Regions from separate parts of the Mus musculus genome. Here regions 1 and 3 are each linked to region 2. A link is a loop called in an ENCODE intact Hi-C map of the cell type or tissue named here. Cell type or tissue: heart. All regions are shown on one strand. Each heading gives the region's core, and the rest is flanking DNA. Links, peaks and the distances in the headings are about the cores only.

Region 1 (7,813 bases), core at 1,521-5,520, 600 kb before region 2:
CTGTCCAAAACTCTGGTGAAGATAGCCACTGGCTGCCAGACCCAGTTGTCCAGTGTGGTCAGTGCCGCTGTGGTGTTGCTGGTGCTGCTGGTGCTGGCTCCACTGTTTCATGATCTGCAGCGATGTGTGCTAGCTTGTATCATTGTTGTCAGCCTGCGGGGGGCGCTGCGCAAGGTGAAGGATCTCCCACAACTTTGGCGGCTAAGCCCTGCCGATGCACTGGTCTGGGTGGCTACTGCAGCTACCTGTGTGCTAGTCAGCACCGAGGCTGGACTATTAGCTGGAGTGTTCTTCTCCCTGCTTAGCCTGGCAGGCCGTACACAGCGTCCACGGGCTGCCCTTCTTGCCCGAATTGGAGACTCCACCTTCTATGAGGATGCTGCTGAATTTGAGGGCCTCCTGCCCCCACCTGAGGTGCGAGTGTTCCGTTTCACAGGTCCACTTTACTACGCCAACAAGGACTTCTTCCTTCGGTCTCTCTACAGACTCACAGGGTTGGATGCAGGGCACTCAGCCACCAGGAAGGATCAGGGCCCGGAGGTAGGTGTCAGTAACAGGAGTCTTGTCGATGGCAAGGATCTGGGTTCAGTGAGCAGTGGGGCTGGGCTGGTGGTACCCCTGGCATTTGGTTTCCACACAGTGGTCATTGACTGTGCACCACTGCTGTTCCTGGATGTGGCTGGCATGGCCACATTGAAAGACCTCCGCAGAGACTACAGGGCCTTGGACATCACCCTGCTTCTGGCTTGCTGCAGTCCCTCGGTGAGAGACACGTTGAGAAAAGGGGGCTTCCTTGGGGAAGAACAGGGAGCTGAAAATGAGCTGCTATTCCCCAGTGTGCACAGTGCTGTGGAGGCTGCATGTGCCCGCCGTGAGGAGCTGCTGGCTGCTGACTCTGCCCTCTAGCAGGGCCCTCAAGAGCCCACACCTGTGTTCACAAGCCAGTGCTCTGTAGGAGTGGTGTGAATGATAAAGTCATTAGAGATATACCCTTGGACCACCTTTGCCCTGGAGAAGCCAGGGAACTCCAACTAAGGAAAGGAAAGTGCAGCACCCTTAATACATTCAAGGATTCCAAACCAAGGGTTCAGTGATCTAGACTCTCTACCTCTGAGTCCACTGCTGCCCCCTGGTGCCTGTTCAACCAGGGTAGCTGTACCCACACACATGATCCCTCAGCCCACACAGTGCCCAGTTTGATATACTATGTTGTCATCTTATCTGAAACAGAATCCTGCAAATTATATGACCTCCAAGATGCCAAAAGGACACTTTCCCATTCCCTGTACCACCAGGTACCAGATATGAGCTGGATATATGGCCAAGCCTCAAGGGTCTGAATTTCTGAAAGGCCTCCTCATGCCAGGTGCTCATCTTGACTGGACCCTTGCAAAGGCAGCCACCTGCTCCAGAGCCACAGTCCAGTGTCACTTTCTAAGGCAATGTGACTTATATAACCTCAACCTGACCTTGGGGCACAATGTCTCTATACAGCTTATACTGGTAACCACAATGTGGTATATGTATGGTACAAAGCCAGACACAGTAGACCCTAACCCCATTCAGTACTTCTAAAAAAAAACAAAAAACAAAACATCAGGAGGAAACCACCTGTGCTCCATCCAGGGTCTGCCTTTGGCATAGCCAAGCAGACATTCTCCTCTTCTGCCCAACAGGATGCTCTAACAGGAAGCACAGCCCCAGCCCTATGCCCTACCATGACCCCCCCCACCCCCGCGACCCCCACAGCCCAGCACTGTGTCCCACAGCTGGCCCCGACAAGGTCAGATCCACCACCTCAGCATCTCTGTAAAACAAGCTCTGACCAGCAACTCCCAGGGTACCCACTTCCGCATCACCCACCTGGCTGTGATGAGATCCAGCAGCCAGTGTATCCGGACCTGCTCAATGCCACTGTGAGGTACGGCACCTATGTAGGCAAGGTTCAGTTGCTGGTCCCAACTAAGGTCGTACTGGTCAGCCTGGTCGTGAGGCAGTGGGGGGCTAGGGACAGGACAAAGAAGTGAAGTGTTTGTCCTAAACAGGGGCCTGCAGCATACCCGATTTTGTACATGTATTACCTAACTGCCTAGACCCTTGTGGATGAATTATGTGTCTCCAGAGTGTACGATAAAATAGCCCATTCACCAGAATGTTCTACAGTCTTGCTTGGGGGCAGGGTGAGGGGAGCTCCCACAGGACACAGAACCGTATTCTAAATAGAGCATCTGCCTGCCATAAAAAATGGATTTGAGTATTTCTAGAAAAACTTGGGGCACACTCATAAACCGGGACAGGTCTTGATACTTTGGGAGACTCCTAGGCTCTGCCAAAGCACCAATCATGAACCTATAGCCTGAGTACTGCGCTCCTGATTCCTGGGGGCCACTTAGGGAGAGGCTCTGGCATTTGAGGGACCCACTAAGCTAGAAAACCCACGCCACAATCCAGAAACTGACTAGCTTGAGAAGGTGGGCCCTAAAGGGGTTTGCTCTTCGCTTCTGAGTGTCCAGGAGTGATGGGCAGAGAGCCCAAAGCTGTAATGGGGGGAACCCAGAGGATAGAGCAAGGGGCGCTCCTGGACTTGATAAGTGGTGGGCCTCACCAGAAGCCGGTGCTCCTCCAGAAGGGCAACAGAGGCCTCAGCGGGCGGGCTGCGTCCACACGCACCAGGTACGGTGACTCAGCCAGCGCCAAGGGCGCGGCCAAGAACGCAGCAAAAAACGTCAGCATAGCTGAGGAGGGACGCGGGGGTCGCATGGTTGGGATATCCAGGTGCCCCTAAACAGCAAGCTTTTTAGGCGGCGGTCGCAGTGTTCCGCCTCTGCGTAACGCCCCACGTGACCTCTCGCCAGGCCGGGACAAAAAGGAACCCAGTCACGCGCCGCCCCGTGCTGGCGAGTTCCGCTGCGTCCCAGGCGCTCCAAAAATGGAACCAACATTAGCAGTGCTTGGGTGTCTCAGAGCGGCCATTATTCTTGCGGCTGTCTCGGTCTCGCTGGAGGCCTGTAGGTGCTCTGAAAAACAAATCAGGCACTACTGAGTGTCGTGGGGTGAAAGTGGAGAAATGTATCAGAAGATGGCGCTGTGGGACTGCTCCAAGGATTAGATTTGGGGGAGAAAGTCAAGGTGCTTTGGCAGAGCTTTTCCGAAATGGGACTGCTCTCATTCTGGACGGATGAGACGTTCCGAAATCCAAGTGACTCCTTGTAGTGGGCAACCAAAATATCAGTCCTGAACATCTGTGAAAGGCAGGGTCAGTAGTGCAAATCTTTAAGATTTGAATTGTGCACACACAATGAGCAGGATATTAGCAACGATGGAACAGAATTAGCTGTCACTTTTGGTAGCACAAGCCTTTAACCTCTGCAGTTCCAAACAATCGAGTTTCACAACCCATGAAAAGCACCTTTCTCATGCAAATCTCTCCTGACACCAAGGAAGAAACCCTTCTCTAGTGTTCATAGTTCCTGAGGTCCTCAGGAAAGCTGGTAAAAGGAAGGTTTTTAGGTGGAGAAATGAAAACTATGCCACAACCTCGTGCAAGGATCAGAAAGTCAGGAGCCCATGTGATGCTTCTGTAGTGACTGAAATACAAAGTTTGGTGTCCATAGACAGCAACTAGATACTACCTGGTTGGGTGCTCTGTTCTGTATGAAGACTAATGTAGGCAGAGTCTCAATATGTTGTCCTCATTCACTTGGGACTTGCTGTATAGACCAGTCTAGCCTGAAACTCACAGACATCTTCCTGTCTCTGCCTCCTGAGCGCTGAAACTAAAGGCATGGGCTACCATGTCTAGTCCCATTGTCATTATTATTATTATTATTATTATTATTATTATGGATTTTTAGACAAGGTTTATCTGTGTAACTCTGGCTGTCCTAGAACTCAATCTGTAGACCAGGCTGACTTCACACTCAGAGCTCTCGCCACTGCTAGGTGCTGGAATTAAAGGCATGTGCCACCATACCTAGCTGCCTATATTCTATTTTATGTGTATTTGTGAATGCCTGAATGTATATATGTGTATCATGTGCCTGCCTGGTGCTCATGAAGACTAGAAGAGGGTATCAGATCCCCTGGAACTAGAGTTACAAGCGGTTGTGAGCCACTGTCTATGACCTGAATCTGGGTCTTTGTAACAACAGCAGGTTCTCTTAACCATTGAGACATTTTCAAGTTCTTGAAAATCTTCAAAAGTAAAATCATAAAAATGTTAAAGAAGGGCTGATGAGATGGCTCGGCGGTTAAGGGCACTGACTGCTCTTCCAGAGGTCCTGAGTTCAAATCCCAGCAACCACATGGTGGCTCACAACCATCAGTAATGAGATCTGACGCCCTCTTCTGGTGTGTCTGAAGACAGCTACAGTGTACTTAGAACAATAAATAAATCTTTTTTAAAAAATGTTAAAGAAAATGTAAAAACTATAATTTATATTGGAATGTTTTATGGTATGTAAATCATAAAGATGGCAGAACCTTAATGGATTAGATTAGCTACAAATTAGACTTATCTGAAGACAGAAATAAGGAACTGGAAGATAGATTTGGGGGACAATCCACAGTGACAGAAAAAAAAAAATAACAGAAACCACAGGACAGACATGAGACAAGGTCTAACAGTATAATTGAATTTGCAGCTGAAAATAAGAAGGGGAGTAGAGCAGAAATAGCATTTGAAGGGGCCACCGTGATAACCTTCTGAAAGTAAATTTTAAAAATTTGAGGCCAAGAACGTGGCTGAGTTAGTCAAGTGACCTGAATTTGAACCCTAGTGGAAAGGCTGGACGTGGTAGCAACACTAGTAACCCCAGCCCTGGGGAGAGGGAAACACGAGGCTCTCTGGGGACTTGCTGGCTAGCTAGTCTAGCAGAATCTCAGAGCTCTGGGTTTACTAAAAGAAAGACCTTGTCTCAAAAAGCAGGTGGATCTTGCGAGGGAGCAGACATGAACACCTGCTGCCAAGCCTAGTGACGTGAGTTCAATCTCTGGAATCTACATGGTAGAAGGAGAGAACTGACTCTTTCCTGTAAGTTGTCCTCTGACCCCTAGATGCTTGCTATGGTACTCAAGCACTCCTACACATCCATAACAAATAAACAAAATATTAAAGAACTCAAAGATGGAGGGCAATTGAAGAAGACACCCAATGTTGATCTCATCTCCATGAACACACACACACACACACACACACACACACACAAGCACGCAATCAAGCTCTCCGATATTTTTAAAAATCACTGTATGGACTGGAGAGACATCTCATCAGTTATGAGCACTGACTGCTTTTCCAGCGGTTCAAAGCCCAGCATTCGCACAGTGGCCCACAACTATTTGTAACTACAGTTCCAGGGGACCCAACACCTTCTTCTGGCCTCCACAGACACTGCACACATGTGGTGTACAGACATACATAGAGGCAAAATAAACATTAAAAAATTAAAAAGTACTATAAATAGCCCATGGAGGTACATGTCTATAATCTTAGCACTCAGCAGCCTAAAGCAGAAGAATCATATTTTAAGACAGACTAGACTAAATAACAAGACCTTGTCTCAAAAAGTCATGAGCTGGGTATGGAGTCCAGTGGTACAGTTCTTGCCTAGTATGTGCAAGGCCATATGCAGACCCCCCAGCACTGAAAAAAAATTATTGGGAGCTATAAAGACCAAGAGGGAAAAGACAAAATGAAACAAGCAACAAAAAGATACTGGAAGCAATCAAACGGAAATGACCCATTGCTTTCAAAAAGCCGAACAATAAAACGAGCGCCAGCTTCAGCATTAGTACTGAACCTGAAGACTAAAAACAAACCTAAATCCTGAAAGCAAGCATCTTAGTGTGTTTTCTTTTGCTGAACAAAACAAAAGAGCAACTTGGGAAGAAAGGGTTTATTTGACTTACACTTCCCACTTAGTACATCCCTGAGTCAGGGCTGGAACTCAAGGCAGGAACATGGAAGCAGGAAGGAACTGAAGCAGAGGATGTGGTAGAAAGCTGCTTACTGGCTTGCTCCCCAAGATCACCTGCACAGGGATGCACCACCCACAACGGGTTGGACCCTCCCACATCAGTCACTAATCAAAAAAATGCCCTTAAAGGACAATTTGATGAAGGTATTTTCCCAACTGAGGATTCTTCTTCCCCCAAAGACCTTAGCTTGTGTCATGTTGACATAAATAAATAAATAAATAAATAGCATATAAGTAATTGGTAGCTTATTAAGTTTAACAAAAACAAAACAAAACAAAAAAACAGAAAAACAACAACAACAAAGACATTTCCAGGTGGGGGCTATGACCTATGCTTTGATTCTCAGACACTGAGGAGATTGAAGCCAAAGGAATTCTTAAGCTAGGAGTTTGAGGCCAGCCTGCATAACACAGTAGGAAATATATCTATATGTAATACATAAACACACAGATGTTTTTGAAAAGTAAAGGTTGAGTAGAAACATTTTAGAGAAATTGTGAGGGCAGCAGTTGCCACTCATTTTTCACTGTGGAAATATTACCTGCTGTTCTTCAAGCAGAAAGAGAGTGATCCTCAGTTGAATGCAGAGGAAACAGAAAGAATGAAAATAAGGGGTATAAAAGCTGCATAAATCTAATGTATTGTGACTGCAGAAAGCAATGATGGTAGAAATGGCTTATAGGGGCATAAAGACAAATAGGGGCATAAAGACAAATGTATCTAAACTGCATGTTAATAGCAACACATTTATGTTATGTTAAACTGCATGTTAATAGCAACACAGTCACTAAAGGTAGTTAGCAGGGTTAACTCCACTGTTGTATGTGATGAAGGGGATTTGCAGGTATAATTGCATTAGAATCTTAAGATGTGAGATTATCCTAGATTATCCAGTGAATCTCAGATGCAACAGTGTGCTTACACGAGGAGGCAGCAGAAGGGAAACACAGGAAAGGGGGCTATAGTGGACTCAAAAAAATCGTACCCAAGGTGTCACCTGCCCTAGATCCCAGACTGCTTGGTGAGTCCCTTATCATTCACGAAGTAGAAAGCAATGGAGGCTGGGAGACTGCTGGCAGCATTCTGACCAGAATCTGCAGGGATGTTCAAAGAGGAACCGATGACATCCATCTCCTAGCCCAGATGTTCCCAGTACAAGAAATAAATTCCAAGACACACGACTTTGTGTCTGAAGACGCATGGGTTATATAGAATGCTGTACCTGCTCCTGAGTAAGAAAGGCTCTTCCCTGAAAAGGTGTGATCACAAACGGACTCTATGGGAAGCCCAGAGAGCTGGATGTCCTCTCAAGGCTGAGGTAGGCTGTTCTGAGCATTGTTAAAATTACACCAAAAGGATCAGGAACCAGCTCCTGGAGGAGCACCCACTAGCAGTGGTCGGTGTTCACACTGACATTTTTAATATGTGAGGTTGGAGTATGGAGCCCTGACAGCTGGAACTACAGCACTCAACTCACTTTTTGTCATCTTAAGCCTGAGGTAAGCAGCCTGCCTGCCTTGCTGGTACTGCTGAGCTTTCTTAGACTTACCAGCATTTGAATAAAAACACAGAGACTTATTATTTTTTAAAGCTTAGGCATTATAGCAAGACTATGCCCTGGTAGCTCTAATTTAATTAATCCATTTATTATAGTCCATGTCTACCACATGGCCACTTATGCCCCACCCCCCGTACTGATACTTAGGACCTCCTCCATGCCACACTGCCACAACCCCCCTTCTCCAGATTATTCTCCCAGAGACCCTCTCTCAGCCTGGAAGTTTCTCCCTCAATTCCCGTTTTAGCTATTGGCTGTCATATCTTTATTAAGCCAATC
Region 2 (7,813 bases), core at 1,725-5,724:
TTTCTTTCCCTTTCCACGAATAACCATTGCTTTTAGAGCTCACAATGTTTCTGCATCAATCTGGGATTGCTGGGCCTTGTTCACACCACGCCAAAGCTTTCTGGATCACATACTCTTTGGCTAGAGACGTGGCATACAGTAAAAGGATATGTGCACAAAGCTTCTCTAAGGTCTTCTTCTAGACCTACAAATATCTCAGTCCTCATTGCAACTCACTGGTAGAGTAGCAGGAACCTGTAGTCCTAGCTAGGAAAGGAACAAAGTTTCAACACAGGAGTGCCAGGTGAGGCCAAGCAATAAATAACAACTGACTCATTCAGTTCCTACACACAGAACTTTACATTGTAAAGAATTTCCCTCTGTAAAGAAAGTCTGGTGCTGTTCACTTACTATACTCAGCACTAGGATGAAAAATCTTACTCTACTGAGCCACAGTCCTTTGTTCTTCATGTCTTGAAATTTTATTAATATATGCATTCAGTATTTTTCTCATTGCTGTGTAAAAAACTCTGACAAAAACAACATAAAAAAAGTGTATATTTTGGCTCACAGTTTCAGAGTACAGTCCATCATGGAAGGGGGAGGCATAGTAGAAGAAGCAGGAGACAGCTATCGCACTGATATCTGCAGTCAGGAAGGTCAATGTTCATGCTCAGCTTGCTTCCTCCATTTGATTCAATCCAGGACCCCAGCCCATGGGTATGGTGGCCTCACATAGTCAGGGTGGGTCTTCCCTCCTCAGTTAAACCTTTCTGAAAACAATCATAGGCATATCCAGAGGTATATTTCCATGGTGAATCTGAATCTAATCAAATTGACAATGAAGTTAAACCATCACTTTATGTCTAAGTCCTACTTTTATGATATGATTATATTATGATTATTATTTAGCCCCTGGTAATCATTTCTACTTTTTTTCCCAAATGGGGCCTCATGTGTCCCAGGCTAGCTGCGAATTCATATATAGCTAAGAATAGCCTTGAACTTTGGATCTTTCTGCCCCTATCTGCTGTCAAGAAATTCATTCTTAGACTGTAGAGATGGCTCAGAAGTAGGAGTACTGGCTGTCCTTCCAGAGGACCTGAGTTCAATCTCCAGGGCCTTTGATTCCCAGCATTAACATGGCAACTTACAACCATTTCTAACTCCAGTTCCAAAGGAATAAACCACCTTCTTTTGGCCTCTGTGGGCACTGCTCCCATGTGGTGCACACATATACATGCAGGCAAAAATCTTCATATACATAAAAATAAGTTGGGGCTGGAGAGATGGCTCAGCAGTTAAGAGCATTGACTATTCTTCCAAAGGTCCTGAGTTCAATTCCCAGCAACCACATGGTAGCTCACAACCATCTGTAATGGGATCTGACACCCTCTTCTGGTGTGTCTGAAGACAGCTATAGTGTACTCAAACACATAATCTTTTTTTTTTTAAGTCTTAAAATAAAACAGAAAATGAAAAATGCATTCATTACAGCAGGTTAAATTTTAAAACCACTATAACTGGTGAAAAATATCCTTTATGGGGGCTAGAGACATGTCTCAGCCATTAAAAACACATATTACTCTTGGAGAAGAACTGAGTTTGGTTTCCAGCACTTATTAGGCAGCTCACAACCACCTATGACTCTCATGCTTCTGGCCTCCATGGACAGTAGCACATACCCCCCTAACCCTCCCCCACCACATATGCATTTTTTTTTAATTTTTAAATGTCTTATACATTTTTCCCCAAAATTCAGGGTGTATTCATTTGACAGAATGTTTGTCTTCTTTAATCTCAGCTGTATTACTGTCTTGAATTCAGCTATCTCAATTGCATACTCCATTATGAATCTATTTTGTACTTTCATCATTACTACCATCAAATATCAATTGTGTAACTTGAAGGTGTTAAATGGTGCTTGCCACGTATGCCTGTGCACCCATGTACACGTTTGTGTTTGTGTGTTCATTCTATCATTACTCATTGCTCAAAAATCAAACTGCATACTCTACATGAGCTCTGAACATGTCTATTGTTCAACAACGGTATTTTTAATATTTAAGACCACATATGACACAAAGTCCCCAATATATACTTTTTGAACAAATAAGGAAAAAAAATTCGCCAGGCAATTTTTCAATCCCAGCACTTGGGAGGCAGAGGCAGGTGGATTACTGAGTTCAAGGCCAGCCTGGTCTATACAAAGTGAGTTCCAGGACAGCCAGGGCTATACAGAGAAACCCTGTCTCCAAAAATAAATAAATAAGTAAGTAAATAAATAAATAAATAAATAAGAAAAGGAGAAAACAAAAGGAAAAGAAATCTCCACAGTACACATTTAAATATAGTTGCATACCCAATGATAGTTGCTGATGTGAACTCAAGTAAAGTAATAACAGCCGAGCATGGTAGTGATCTCCATCAGCATTCAGTGTGCAGGTGCAGACAGATCTGTCTTTTCAAGCCAGTCTGGAATACAAAGTGAGTTCCAGGCTGGCCAGAGTTATATAACGAGACCCTGCTTCAAAACTTAAAAAGGAAAAACAAAAAAACAAAAAACAAAAATCCTCCACTTAAAGCATTGTCCAGGGGGCTGGAGAGATGGCTCAGTGGTTAAGAGTGCCGATTGCTCTTCCAGAGGTCCTGAGTTCAATTCCCAGCAACCACATGGTGGCTCACAACCATCTGTAATGGGATCTGATGCCCTCTTCTGATGTGTCTGAAGACAGCAATAGTGTGCTTATATACATTAAATAAAAAAATAAACATTTAAAGTATTATCCAGCATCCTAAAAAGAATCAGTTTTTTTACCCACAATTCTCTCCCAAAAAAGAAATTCCCAAAAGAAAAATTAAAACATAAAGGCTGAAAACAGTCTGCAGAAGTTCCTATGAAGATTACATGGAATCTATTTGAAGGAGAAAGTACTTGCTGCTAGAGAAAACGGAGTCAACCAACCACTAACATATTTCTAGCTCTACTTTGATCTCATGAGGTACTTTTCTATGTCAATTACAGGCTTGTCTGGGTTTTCAAATTCTAACTACTGTTGCATGGTAATATCTTCAACCAAAGTTAAAGGTTTTAAAGAATAAAACAGCATTCCATACCCCTTTTCCTATTGTTCACAATCTCTCGTACCACTCAATAAATCCATCTCTGCCAAAGAAAAAATTAACCACCAAGGACTGCAGATTGTAAATCACAGTTAAGAGTTCTGGCACTATGGAAATGTGTTAAGAAATCCTGGAAAATTTTGGTTAAACCCCTTAGTGCCGTAAGTAACTAAGTTGTAATGATGAATACAAATTATCAGGGCAAGAAATTTTAATTGAACGGAAGAAATGCCTCCAAATAAAAGCTATCTCTTCCCCGTATCAATTCACCTATCACTTCTTCTCTTTAAGCTTCCAGGGCTTGCTTTCCAGGGTATTTTCCTCATCCTCGTACGCTAGCTATCTAGCCCACCACTAGATTCCCCTACCACAATTCCACACAATTCCAGCACCCTCTGGTTCCAAACTGCTACTTTCCTTAGCACCCCTTAAAGTGCCAGTCAGCCCCTCTACTAGGCTCCCCGCATTCTGACGGCTCCTCCCCTCGGTTCCCCACCCCCTCATCACCAGGTTCATCCTGCCCCTCCAACCGTCTCCCGCCCCCAGGTTCCTTCCTGCCCTCCAAACACAGCTTCCCTGTCTCAACGTTTTATCTAATTCCACCAACTGACTCCCGAGCGGGGCGCCCCGCTCCTTCCCCCAGTCCCTATTTTTACCAACATCTCACTGACTACCCCTCCCGATCCATTCTTTCAACATATGCATCAATGCAAAAACACCCCCACACAGGACTCCCTTGCCCAAAGCGGAGCCTCCATCTTTCCCCTTTCTTTTGCTTCCTTTCTTTCGTCTCTCCTCATCCCAACCTCCTCCCAAAGAGTCGGTTCCCAGGCCAAGGTCTCTCACCTCATTCGGTCACTTAAGTGGTGCCAACCGCTTCATACAGGAAAATAGAAGCAATCTCGTTCCCGTGGGCGCTCCCCCGCGAGTCCGGGCACTCCCTGGGCACCCGCCCCAGCGGGAGCCCTGCGCACACGCACACACACACCGAGTTCCTTGGGGACGAGGGTTAGGAAGGAGAATGTGCGTGCTCACACCGGCCTCAAACACAGACCACTTCGCAACAGCCCTTCGCCATTTTGGTTTCCCGCGGACTAGCGGTGCATTCTGGGAGCGCGGAGCTACTCCGGGGCCGAATGGCAGCTCTCCAGAGCCGCAGAGGGGCGGGGCCTGCGCGGCGAGCGCGGAGGAACACCGCGCCCTGCGTCCCGGACCAGCGCTGAACAAAGAGGGACTCTTTAACGTCGCGGTGGAATTAAGTCCTCTTGCTGCCGGTGCAGACACAATAGTGAGCGCAGCGCTTCCCGACGCTGATGCTTGCCTTACTAGGTCTTTTAAAAAGAGAGATCGTGTCCAGTCTTTCGTGCGGTCTTTTTTAATGCCCTCAGAAATAGGATATTGCTCAGTACATCTTGATGGGGTGATTTCCTTTCTGAAGAAAGGAAATTATTAACTGGAAAAAATACTTTTCTTTTACCTTCACCTAGAGGCCTGCTGTTATAATCCCCTTAAGTGGGGAGGAGACCCTGGATGGCAAATTTCGTTCAATGAATACTATCCAAATCCAAACTTATCTGGAATCTGTAATGGGAGATTTTCACTTTTTTTTCCTCTGACGATGAACGAGATTTTTTTTTCCCTGTTTACCTGCTTTGTGACCTTTCCTAATTGTAGTGAAATTTGAGCATACCCTCCTGCAAAGCAGTTGATTGAAGGAACACACAACTTTCATACTATTGCAGGCTTTTATATGAGGCCCAGCTGATAAATGGAATGCATGCTTATATCTTTGACTTATATTTGAATGCAACCCAGCACTTATAGAAACACCTGTAATACGTTTCTATTTTGTGAAAATATTTTCAGAGTCATATACTTTTTATCACAGATTATGTCACAGAGGCAGTACTGAATTTTCTCTCTGAAGAAATACCTCTTATGATCTAAATTCCTTTCACTCATATTTCAAGAGTTCCCTTTAAGCTGGGCGGTGGTGGCGCACGCCTTTGATCCTAGCACTTGAGAGGCAGAGGCAGGCAGATTTCTGAATTCAAGGCCAGCCTGGTCTACAGAGTGAGTTCCAGGACAGCCAGGGCTATACAGAGAAACCCTGTCTCGAAAAACAAAACAAAACAAAACAAAAAAGAGTTCCCTTTACCTAGGTTCTGAAAAATCTGGCAAATAGGCATATTCATATTATACTACATTTTTTTTTCTTTTTTGAAGACAGAGTCTATCTATTATATAGCTCTGGTTGTCCTGGAACTCATTGTGTAGACCAGGCTTGCCTCAAGCTCACAGAGATCTTCCTGTCTCTGCCTCCTCAGTACTGGGATTAAAAGGCCTGAGCCACCATGGCTAGCTTTGTATTATACAGTATATTTTATTCAGTACATTATATCAATCTGTGTCTCTCCCTCTTTCTCTCTCTCTCTGTCTCTCTCTCTCTCTCATGTGTCTCTGTATCTGACTCTCTCACACACACACTGTCTCTCTCTGTCTCTCACACACACACACTCTCTCTGTCTCTCTCACACACACACACTCTCTCTGTCTCTGTCTCTCTCTCTCTCTCACACACACACACACACTCTCTCTCTCTGTCTCTGTCTCTCTGTCTCTGTCTCTCTCTCTCTCACACACACACACACACACACACACACTCTCTTGTCTCTGTCTCTCTCTCTCTCTCACACACACACACACACACACTCTGTCTCTGTCTCTGTCTCTCTCTCTCTCTCTCTCTCTCTCTCTCACACACACACACACACACACACACACAGTAGTTAAGAGCTCTTGAGTACCTGTGTTCAATTCCCAGCACCCACATGACAGATCACAGTGTCTTTAGCTCTAATTCTAAGAGGCAAAACAGCATAGTACATAAAATAAAAATAGGTAAGTCTTTTAAAAGAGGTTGGAGAGATGGCTCAGTGGTTAAGAGCACTGACTGCTCTTCCAGAGGTCCTGAGTTCAATTCCCAGCAACCACACAATGGGTCATAAACTGTAATGGGATCCGATGCCCTCTTCTGGTGTGTCTGAAGAGAAGGACTCTCTTATACATATACATAAAATAAGTAAATATAAATCTTGAAAACAAACTATACATCAGGTGGGTGCCATAATTTAAAACTCGATACAAGGAAACATAATCTGCTTTACACTTTCTGACCTAAACTTTGGCACCTTTGGTCACAAAAAGTGATCTAATACTTTGTAAATTAAAGAACTCTAAGACACCTTTTTTCTGTTTGTTTGTTTGTTTGTTTGTTTGTTTGTTTGTTTGTTGAGATGGGTATAGCTCTGGCTGTCCTGGAACTCACTCTGTAGACCAGGCTGACCTCAGGCTCAGAGATCCTCCTGACTCTGCCTCCCAAGTGCTGGGATCAAAGGCGTGCGCCACCACCTGTGCTTGACACCTCTTTAATTTTTTTCCTATGTAGACATGAGTGATTGGTTTTGTACCACAGTACATGGACTGAGTTGCATATTTTACATACCCAAACAGACCTGGCCTGCAGATTCTCCCAGCATCCCTCAGTCCCTGTCATTCTCTCCCCCAACCCTGAACTTTTCAGCACAGGGGCTGCTGGGCTGCCCTTCCCCCAGAGGCTCTTCCTTATAAAAGTCAGACATTTTGGTCTCTCTCTCTCTCTCTCTCTCTCTCTCTCTCTCTCTCTCTGTACCTCCTCTTCTCTTTCTCAAGAGCACCCTTTTTCTCTTTTTTCCCCCACCCCCATGGTGACATCCTTGGCCTCCTTCTTTAGGGCCAGTGAACTCACTCTCTGGAGAGCAGTTTCCCAATAAACCTGCCTAATCTGACTTGAATTGGCTCATTTCACCAGTAGCAGCAGATGTAATGGACTGACACCCACCCACAGAATAGCTGTAGCCATTTTGACCCATGCCTGCCAGCTATTTCATATTCTTGCTGTAACATGCCTGCCAGTCACAGGAAATTCCTAACGATCAGCTGGTAATATTTTGCCTAGTCAACCAAATGTTCCCCCCTCCTTTCCCTTTAAACCTTTGAACCTGGTTTTTCCTATTTAAAAAAAAAAAAAAAAACCTACCCTAAGAGCAGACTACTACCAAAATTAGGTTTCTGAGTTCTTTCTGCAGTCCTGATCATTCAGTTTAAGGTGTTTGTTCAATAAACTATTCTTGCTTAACTGAGGTCAGTGCTTATATGGTTTGAGTGGCGATTCTCAAACCCCAACAGCAGAGAAATAACCTATCATATGGTGCCAAACCTGAGAGAAGTTGCTTTGCAGCCACGCCAGTGACCCCGTTCATCCCTCATCCCAGGGTTTGAAACTAAACAATGAATATAAAGTTAGAACAAACATTTAATTTAAGAAAACTGGTACTCCGACTTCCAAAGACACAAAAGGAGTCACGGTTAATGTAATAAAACCTATAACCATGAGCTTCAAGTTTTGTACTAATTAAGCAAGATATAATAGAGTCAGACTTTAATAGGTGTCAAATCCCTCAAAGAATAAAACAAAGTAAAAAGTCAGAATAAACTGTACTCCTCATGTCCTTATTTGCTTCTCAAACATTGTTTCTTGTTTCTTCTAAACACACAATGAAATTCTGCTCTTGCACCTTTGAAGTTGGTCTATAATTTTGAGCTAGAAAATGAGAAAATTTCTACAACAACCTAGAATTTCTATAACAACACATTTTTGTAGGCTTAGATT
Region 3 (7,813 bases), core at 1,521-5,520, 60 kb after region 2:
CATATAACTCTCTAAGAAGAATATCTTGCAGTTAAGGAAGGGGTTAAAACTGGCTTTTTCCAGATGTTGGCAGAGGACAGAGTACCTAATTTAAGTCTGTGCTATTAAGGTTGGTTTAAAGCCACATCAAGGGTTTTGGACACAGCTCACGGAAATATTTGTCCTTGTCTTGGTCCTAGACAATGGCATTAGCTACTTTTCAGTTGATGTGACAAAATACCATGACCAAGGTGAAGTGGAAATTTCTGGTTTCTTTGGAGACTCAGTTGTGTTATGTGATGTTTTTCTGGAGATTGTCTTATGAGAAGATGCTTTGCTGAAGCAGAGACATGGGATGATGCTGTGCTCAGAACAGACATGTGTTTTTCTGGAAGCTGCCTGGAAAAAGGGCATGTGGTGTTTTGTTGGAGTAGACACTTGAGAGAACGTGTGATGTTAGAAAGGGTTTAAGTATAACCCATCAGACAGTGGCTGATGCTGTGGCATTGGCTCCCTTTTCCTTTTTCGCTGATCATTATTTGTCAGAACTTTGTGTGACTTTGTAGAGAGAAATACACCAAAGAACTTCTTATAATATTTCAGCAGCTTCTCAATACTTTTGCAGACTTCAGTTGATTGGCAGAGCCTTGCTGTTTCTACTGGATTGAATGCCCTCGCTGATTTGTGTGAACTGAACTGCTGATGTCCTAACAACAAAGATTGGGATTGTCCCAAAGAACTATGTCTAAACAGGGCCACATCCCCATTTGCCCTACTAACCTCTCCTTTCCCCTACCTCTGGTGGGTAGTGGCTTAGAAGGAAGGTTAAAGTGTTTAAAAACTCTTACTAAAGTAGGTTTTGAAAAATATAAGCCTACACCAAGGCAACTTATAGAAGGAAGAGTTTATTTGGTCTTGTGGCTCCAAAGAGCTAAGGCTGGGAAGTGCATCAGCAGGCAGGTATGGCAGCTGGAGCAGCGAGCAAAGAGCTCACGTTGTAAACTTCAAGCAAAAGTGGGAGAGATCTAATGGAATGACTTGAGACCTTGACAGCTCAAAGCTCATACCCTGTGAAGTACTTCCTCCAGCAAGGCCTTCCTTCCTAGACCTCTCCAGTCATCACCAACAACTGAGAACCAAGCCTTCAAATGCTAGAGCCTACGTAGAACATTCTCATTCAAGTCACCACAAGACTCAAGTCAGGAAAGATTGCTTGATCATATCAATCCAAATGGAGTTTGCTTTCCCACCCTGTAGCTTGTTTGCTTGAAGAGCTTGCTTCTTTATTAAGCAATATTAATGGTGGTGTTGGAAAGAGAGTGTGACTCGTAGGATCAAGACATGTAACACTAGACAGTTAAGAAGAGAGATGTATACCCATGGAATCTCCTTGCCTTTCCTACTAATGCATCCTTGCCACACTTGAGCAAAGCCTTGTTTCTCACATACAGTCAGCCACATCACATCGACCCATTCCTTGGTTTAATCATTCCAAGGACTTAGTGCCTCCTAAGCTCTATGCCCATGAGTTAATTCCTATCCCATATGTGTTTGTAGATTCCTATGCCCTACTGTGAGTCTAAGAGATTGCTTCTGTGAATCCAATTAGGAAGGCAAGATAGGCCCACCTGTCATTGAACAATGGATTACTTAAAATTCTAGCACTCTGGAGGCTGAGGCTGGAGGTTCACAGAATCAAAATCACCCTAAGTTAAACAAACAAACAAACAAACAAACAGAGGAGCAATGAGAACAGCAACAAAGGAAGAGAAGGAAGACCTTGGTGAAGGCCAAACAAGTAAAGCAGAGAGAAAGTATGGCAGGTTAGAAGAACTGACACAAGCGCTGTAGGCAAATGGGTGCACTAAGGAAGACTTTTTGGACATGTTGGGTATGAGTAGTAGTCAGAAAAATAAAAGAAGGGCCTGTCAAAACTACACAGGCACAAAGACCTGCACTAAGGTATTTTGGGCCAGGTATGGTGGTACATGTCTTTAATCTCAGGATTTTCAAGGCAGAGTCAGGTGGATCTCTATCTCCCATGGTCTATGTAGATGGTTCCAGACCAGCTTGGACTACATAGTAAGACCCTACCTCAAAACAACAAATAACAACAACAACAAAAAAAGAAAACATGTGTGCTAAAGGCAGGACAAGGTGGCTTGTGTCCATAATCTCAGAACTCAGAAAACGGAGGCAGGAAGATCGCCAAGAGTTTGAGGCTGGCTTAGTCTATATAGTGAGTTCCAAGCCAGTCAGGACTACACAGTGATCCTGTCTCAGAAACTGTACTGGCTGGTTTTGTGTGTCAACTTGACACAAGCTGGAGTTATCACAGAGAAAGGAGCTTCAATTGAGGAAATGCCTCCATGAGATCCAGCTGTAAGGCATTTTCTCAATTAGTGATCAAGAGTGGGAGGGCCCATTGTGGGTGGTGCCATCCCTGGGCTGGTAGTCCTGGGTTCTATAAAAAGGCATGCTGAGCAAGCCAGGGGAAGCAATCCTGTAAGCAGCACCCTTCCATAGTCTCTGTATTAGCCCCTGCCTCCAGGTTCCTGCCCTGTGTAAGTTCCTGTCTGACTTCCTTTGGTGATGAACAGCAGTGTGGAAGTGTCAGTTGAATAAAACCTTCCCTCCCCAGTTTTCTTCTGGCTCATGGTGTGTCTTTGCAGCAAGAGAAAAAACCTGACTAAGACAGAAACAAACAAAAATCCAAACAAACAAAAAGAAGTCTCGTTTTGTTTAGGAAGCATCGCACATAGCCCAGGCTGGCTTCAAACTCACCGCTTTGAACTTTTGATTCACAAGAGTGTCTCCACCTCCCAAGAGCTGGAATTTCAGGTGTGTGCCACCATGCCTACTTTTATGTGTTGCTGGGAATTAAGCCCAGGGCTTCATGAATGCGAGGCAAACACTTTACCAACCAAGCCACATCCTCATAGTAAAGAAGTTCAGTTGATGACAAAACCGGTTTGGGTGCTTTGGCTCTCAGGTCTGATCTGAGCAGAGGGTTCCTGAATGCCCTGTGAGGATGCAGCTCTTCTGCTCTCCTTGGTTGGTCTCACGGCAGAGGAGGATGCTATCCCAAGATGTCAAGATCCTGCTTTCTCACCTCATTTTTGTCATCTTACTTTCCAAGAGCAGGGGGCCTGAACTGTGAATAGATTTCCTTGAATGGCACTATTCTGCCTCCACTATCTGGGGCAGGAAATGCACATTAAGATCAGTGAACCCTGGGCTGGAGAGAGGACTCAGCAGTTAAGAGCACTTGATGCTCTTGTAGAGGACCTGAATTCAGTTCCCAGCACCCACGGGATGGTTTGTAGCCTTCTGATCTCTAGTTCTGGGGGATCTGATGCTCTCTTCTGAGCTCCACACGCTCCAAGCACAAATGTGCTGTATTTATCAGAGCAACAGAAATGAAACTAGGACACGGGGTATATGGTGGCACAAACCTGCAATGTCAGTATTTAAGGTTTGGAGGCAGAAAGATTAGGAGTTCAAAGCCACCCCTAGTTTCATAAAAAGTACAAAGCCGCCCTGGGCTACATGAGATCCTTTATAAAAGAAAGTAAGTTCCATAATACGTAACAGTATGGTTTGCTATCTCATATTAGTAAATAAGATTAGCAATTCTACCAGTAACATACCTGGCAGATGTGGGGAGGGCAAAAATTACAGATTAGACAGAATAACTTTTGATTATAATGAGGACAAGTTATCAAGTTACAAATTACTGGGGCTGGGGAGATGGTCCAGTGGTTAAGAGCATTTGCTATTGTTCTTCCAGAGAACCTGAGTTCAGCTCACAGCACCCATGTCAGTTAAAGAGACTTACAACCCTCTTTAACACCAGCTCCTGAGTCATCTGATACCTCTAAGGGCACCTCTCCCGTGCACATTCCCACATACACACATGTGTAACTAAAGATAGCAAAGATAAATTAAAAAAAAAAAAATCTCTTAAATTATAGATTACTTAGTAAAGGGGGCAACAGTACCTACCTGCCACATGGTGGCAGTCTTTTCCTGGTGAGCATGGTTCTGAACAGAGGGCACAAGTCAGATGACCTTGAAGGCTCAAGGTCAGGATGGCATTTAACAGTGTCAGTGAGATAAGGTTTGTTAAAGGGACGGCTGCAGTAAGCTCATGGGCAATTAGATGTGCAAGTCACTGAGAAAGAACTCTGAGAATCATCAAAGGGGTAATCTTGACCATTGATTATTCAGAACATCTCAGCTTCTAAGATGTGTGGTGCGCACACACACACACACACACACACACACACACGCACACACACACTGTATATAGGTCAGAGGCTGGTATGTAATGTCCTCAGTTACTCTCTCTCTTTTATTTATTTGTTGTGGGTGTGGCAGTGAGTGTGCCAGAAAGCGCATGTGTAGGTCAGAGAACGACTTTGTGGAGCTGGTTCCATGGATATGGGCCCCGAGATCAGGCTCAGGTTTCCAGACTTGTGCAGGAAGCTCCTTTACCAGCGTGGATCCTTCCACTGGCATTGTTCTCTCTCTGAACCTGGAGATCCCTAGTTCCACTACACTAGTTGGCCAGTAAGCCCCAAGGATCCTCCTGTTTCTACCTCCCCAGCTCTAGGGTTACAGCAATATGCTGTTGAGCCCAGCCTTTTCATGTGGATGCTGGGAAACAAGCTCATGCCATCATGCCTGCACAGGGAGTGCTGCACCAAGAGAAATGGGCCATCCTCCCAGCCCTTCGAAGATTCATCTTATAGGAGACAAATACTCTCACATCCTGGAGGTGCCTCTATACTCACGAACATTTCCGCAAAGTCTCCAGCTTCCGTTTCTTCAGAGTTTCTGCTCTTCGTTTAAATTCTGCACACGCGCACAGCTTCTTTTTTGTCTGTCAGGACACATCCAAGTTAGATCGCTGATACAGTTCTATTCTCACTGGGCAACATTGCAGAAAGCTATCCAAAACCCAGGATGGTCTTTAGTCCACTGGTCAAAAAGAACTTCCCGCAGGTGAAGAAAAAGTACGAAGTAGGCACGCTTACCCTAGTTACGTGTGCCGCTTTACGTCGTCGATGAAATGAACCAAATGTTTGGTTCAGTGTCTCAGGCACCTCTGTTAACATGAGAAACTCACATGGTAAGATCGATATGGATGAATGTTATGACAAGACAAAGATATTCCAGGGGTGGAAGCCAGCCCTCTGCCTGAAGACGCGCTTGCTCAGTGATCTCAGAGGTATTGGGCCTCACATCCTACCTCTTCTTCATCTCTGTCAAACTGAGTAAGCAAATATCCCAAAGCAGGAAGATGTTCTGACACCTCCTACTAACTTTCCTGTAATGGTGTAGATTTTGATCTTATGTTGATGTTAGTCCCGGCTTAATATTTCATTTGGTGCCTTGAGAGACAGGCAGTTTCTCCCCAGCTGTCTTATAAAAACATCAAAAGCAAGCAGTGCTTTCTATACCACGTAACTTAAAGTAAGGATTTTGTTTTGATGCAAGCTCTTGCCATGTAGCCCAGGCTATCCTCAAACTCATGATCCCCCTATGTCAGCCTTGAAAATGTTGGTGTTACAGCTTAAAGTGGGATATTTATGGGCATTTGACACATTCTCTATTACTGTTCAGGTTTCAGTGCCAGAATAGGCTCCATGAAACCATGACTCAAAAATAAAACATCGCTGGGCATGGTGGCGCATGCCTTTGATCCCAGCATTTGGGAGGCAGAGGCAGGCGGATTTCTGAGTTTGAGGCCAGCCTGGTCTACAAAGTGAGTTCCAGGACAGCCAGGGCTATACAGAGAAACCCTGTCTCGAAAAAAACAAAACAAAAATATATATCATATAACAGTTACAGTTTGCTCACCTCATCTGTTCATTGCATAACAGTGTTGGGAATATCAGGTCCTTCATCAGCTGATTGCCTTAAAGACACCCAGGCAAAGGTCTGGAAGTAGGGGTAGATAACCTGGCTCAGCTGGCAGCAGGCTTGCCGCAAAATCCTGACAATCTGAAAGGCAATTGTTATCAGAGGAGATGTTAGAATCAACGACTATATAAACCCTAGCAGTCCTATGGCCAATTAGTTTCAATGGCTAATTACAGAAAAGAGTAATACCAAAAACAGAAAGAGGATGTTTATTCCATATGGCCACATTGGGAAGAGGAATCCTTCTTCAGGGTCCTGAGGTGAGGAAGGGGTGCGCATAACTGCGCAGGCTGGTCAAGGTTCTGTTCCAACCATCACCAGTGTCTCAGCTCCAGTCCACCCCTGCCTGGCACCAGGCTCCAGCCTTTTCCTTTTCCCAGCATGAGATTCCTGGGGAAATTCCAACTTCTTGGGGTCCATTGTTTCAGTAGTCTGATAGCCAAAGGGAGGGGCACACATCTCTCTAGAGTGTCTTTACTCCTGCCAGGACAGCTACAGGACTCAGGGTCAGTGTCAGCCAAGACACAGGCTGGTTAAATGACTGCTTGGGACGGGGTTTTGTGTGGCCCTGGATGACTGACGGATTCCTCCCCCCTCCACCTCTCAAGTGCTGGTATTGTATGCTGCCACACCCATTTTACGTGATGCAGGGGATGGATTCTAGGGCTTCTTGCATTTTGGTGAGTATTACAAAATCCTGGGCTAGACTTCTAAATTCCAACTGTGCTCAGTAGCTCCTTAGTCTGTCTGCACCTCCTCTCTTTCTGTTTGAAACCCTACCTTCTTCTTCTTTTTTTAAGTAGCACAAAAGTTTATTTTGCAAAAAGTTTCATATGAAAATGTACATGACCCAATTCTACAGCACAATCAAACAGGCCCTTTGGGGAGGGATGTGGACGCCATTGCTGGACAGTGTCTACTCTTTCCAAGGCTTCTGACATGATGATGCCATTTCCCCACCTGACCACCGTTCCGATGTTATTCTGTTGCCTACCATTTGCAATCTCCACACGCTCATCAATCACAAGGTTCATAAAGGGATCAAAGCCCTGTGGCATTCCTTGTACGTGTCTGCCTCCGTTTAACTTCAATGATAACTTCTTGTCCATAAGTTTCTTCAGTTTGGGAGGGTGTGCTTTGACTCCTACAGCAGGCTCCACAGGACTGTGAAGGAGTGAGCGCTGCCTCACAAGTGCGCGTGCGCGGGGGAGGGGGGCAGGGGGGGCAGGCTTGGCGCTGATTGAAGCCCTATCTTCTTCATTCATTTTTTTGCCTCTTAGGGGACAGCCTCAGGAGCTTCTCATCACCTCCTCAGCCACACACAACACCTGCTGCCCTTTCCCAGATCCCGATTCTTGCTTCATTTTTTTCTGGACACCGAAGTCTTGTAATAGATTTGGTCTTCCCTGAAAAAATGAGTCACAGTTGTGCCTATTCAGAAGTTTAGAAGTAAATTTTAGATACTTAGGTATTAGTATACTATATTAAAGATTATATTGTATTTATTATGTGCGGTACCATGTGCCACCGTGTGCATGTGGAGCTCAGAGCATAGGACAGCTTGTGCAGCTTGTGAGAATCAGTTCTCTCCTACCATGTAGATCCCAAGGACTGAATCCTCAGAACATGTGTGTTAGATTTCTGATGCTTTTTTTTTTTCCCCTTTTCTTCTTCTTCTTGTTTTTTTTTTTTTTTTTTTTTTTTTTTTTTTTTTTTTTTTTTGGTTTTTCAAAACAGGGTTTCTCTGTGTAGTTCTGGCTGTCCTGGAACTCACTTTGTAGACCAGGCTGGCCTCGAACTCAGAAATCCGCCTGCCTCTGCCTCCCGAGTGCTGGGATTAAAGGCGAGCGCCACCAACGCCCGGCTCTCTTTCTTTTTTTAAGACAGGGTTTCACTGTGTAGCTCA

The links. A loop is a pair of places that touch in the nucleus more often than their neighbours do. Peaks named below come from ENCODE experiments on the same cell type or tissue, not always from the same donor. Only the 100,000 strongest peaks of a DNase experiment are listed, where the experiment ranks them.
Region 1: a loop joins it to region 2, with 2.7 times the contacts of the local background. A loop is called at or near these places in 1 of 42 quality-filtered maps.
Region 3: a loop joins it to region 2, with 2.2 times the contacts of the local background. A loop is called at or near these places in 1 of 42 quality-filtered maps.

What each region holds. Positions count from the first base shown.
Region 1 is chr5:108,664,310-108,672,122 of GRCm38, reverse strand. It overlaps Idua (iduronidase, alpha-L), which reads right to left. Exons shown (of 15, transcript NM_008325.4): 2 at 2,606-3,017; 3 at 1,864-2,004. The coding sequence starts at 2,760. Slc26a1 (solute carrier family 26 (sulfate transporter), member 1) reads left to right here. Exons shown (of 3, transcript NM_174870.4): 3 at 1-2,245. The coding sequence ends at 906. Among named protein-coding and RNA genes, the nearest start is that of Slc26a1, 7.1 kb to the left of the region's middle. In heart, for the core only: a CTCF peak has its summit at 3,065 (motif pointing right); a DNase peak (open chromatin) is centred at 2,882; H3K4me3 peaks cover 1,902 bases; H3K27ac peaks cover 2,084 bases.
Region 2 is chr5:108,062,101-108,069,913 of GRCm38, reverse strand. It overlaps Mtf2 (metal response element binding transcription factor 2), which reads right to left and starts at 4,240. Exons shown (of 15, transcript NM_013827.3): 1 at 3,949-4,240. The coding sequence starts at 3,953. In heart, for the core only: a CTCF peak has its summit at 4,219; DNase peaks (open chromatin) are centred at 3,683 and 4,243; H3K4me3 peaks cover 2,279 bases; H3K27ac peaks cover 1,947 bases.
Region 3 is chr5:108,001,497-108,009,309 of GRCm38, reverse strand. It overlaps Gm42150 (a long non-coding RNA gene), which reads left to right and starts at 6,506. Exons shown (of 3, transcript XR_880537.1): 1 at 6,506-6,587. In heart, for the core only: a CTCF peak has its summit at 3,985 (motif pointing right); no DNase peak of the experiment used is centred there.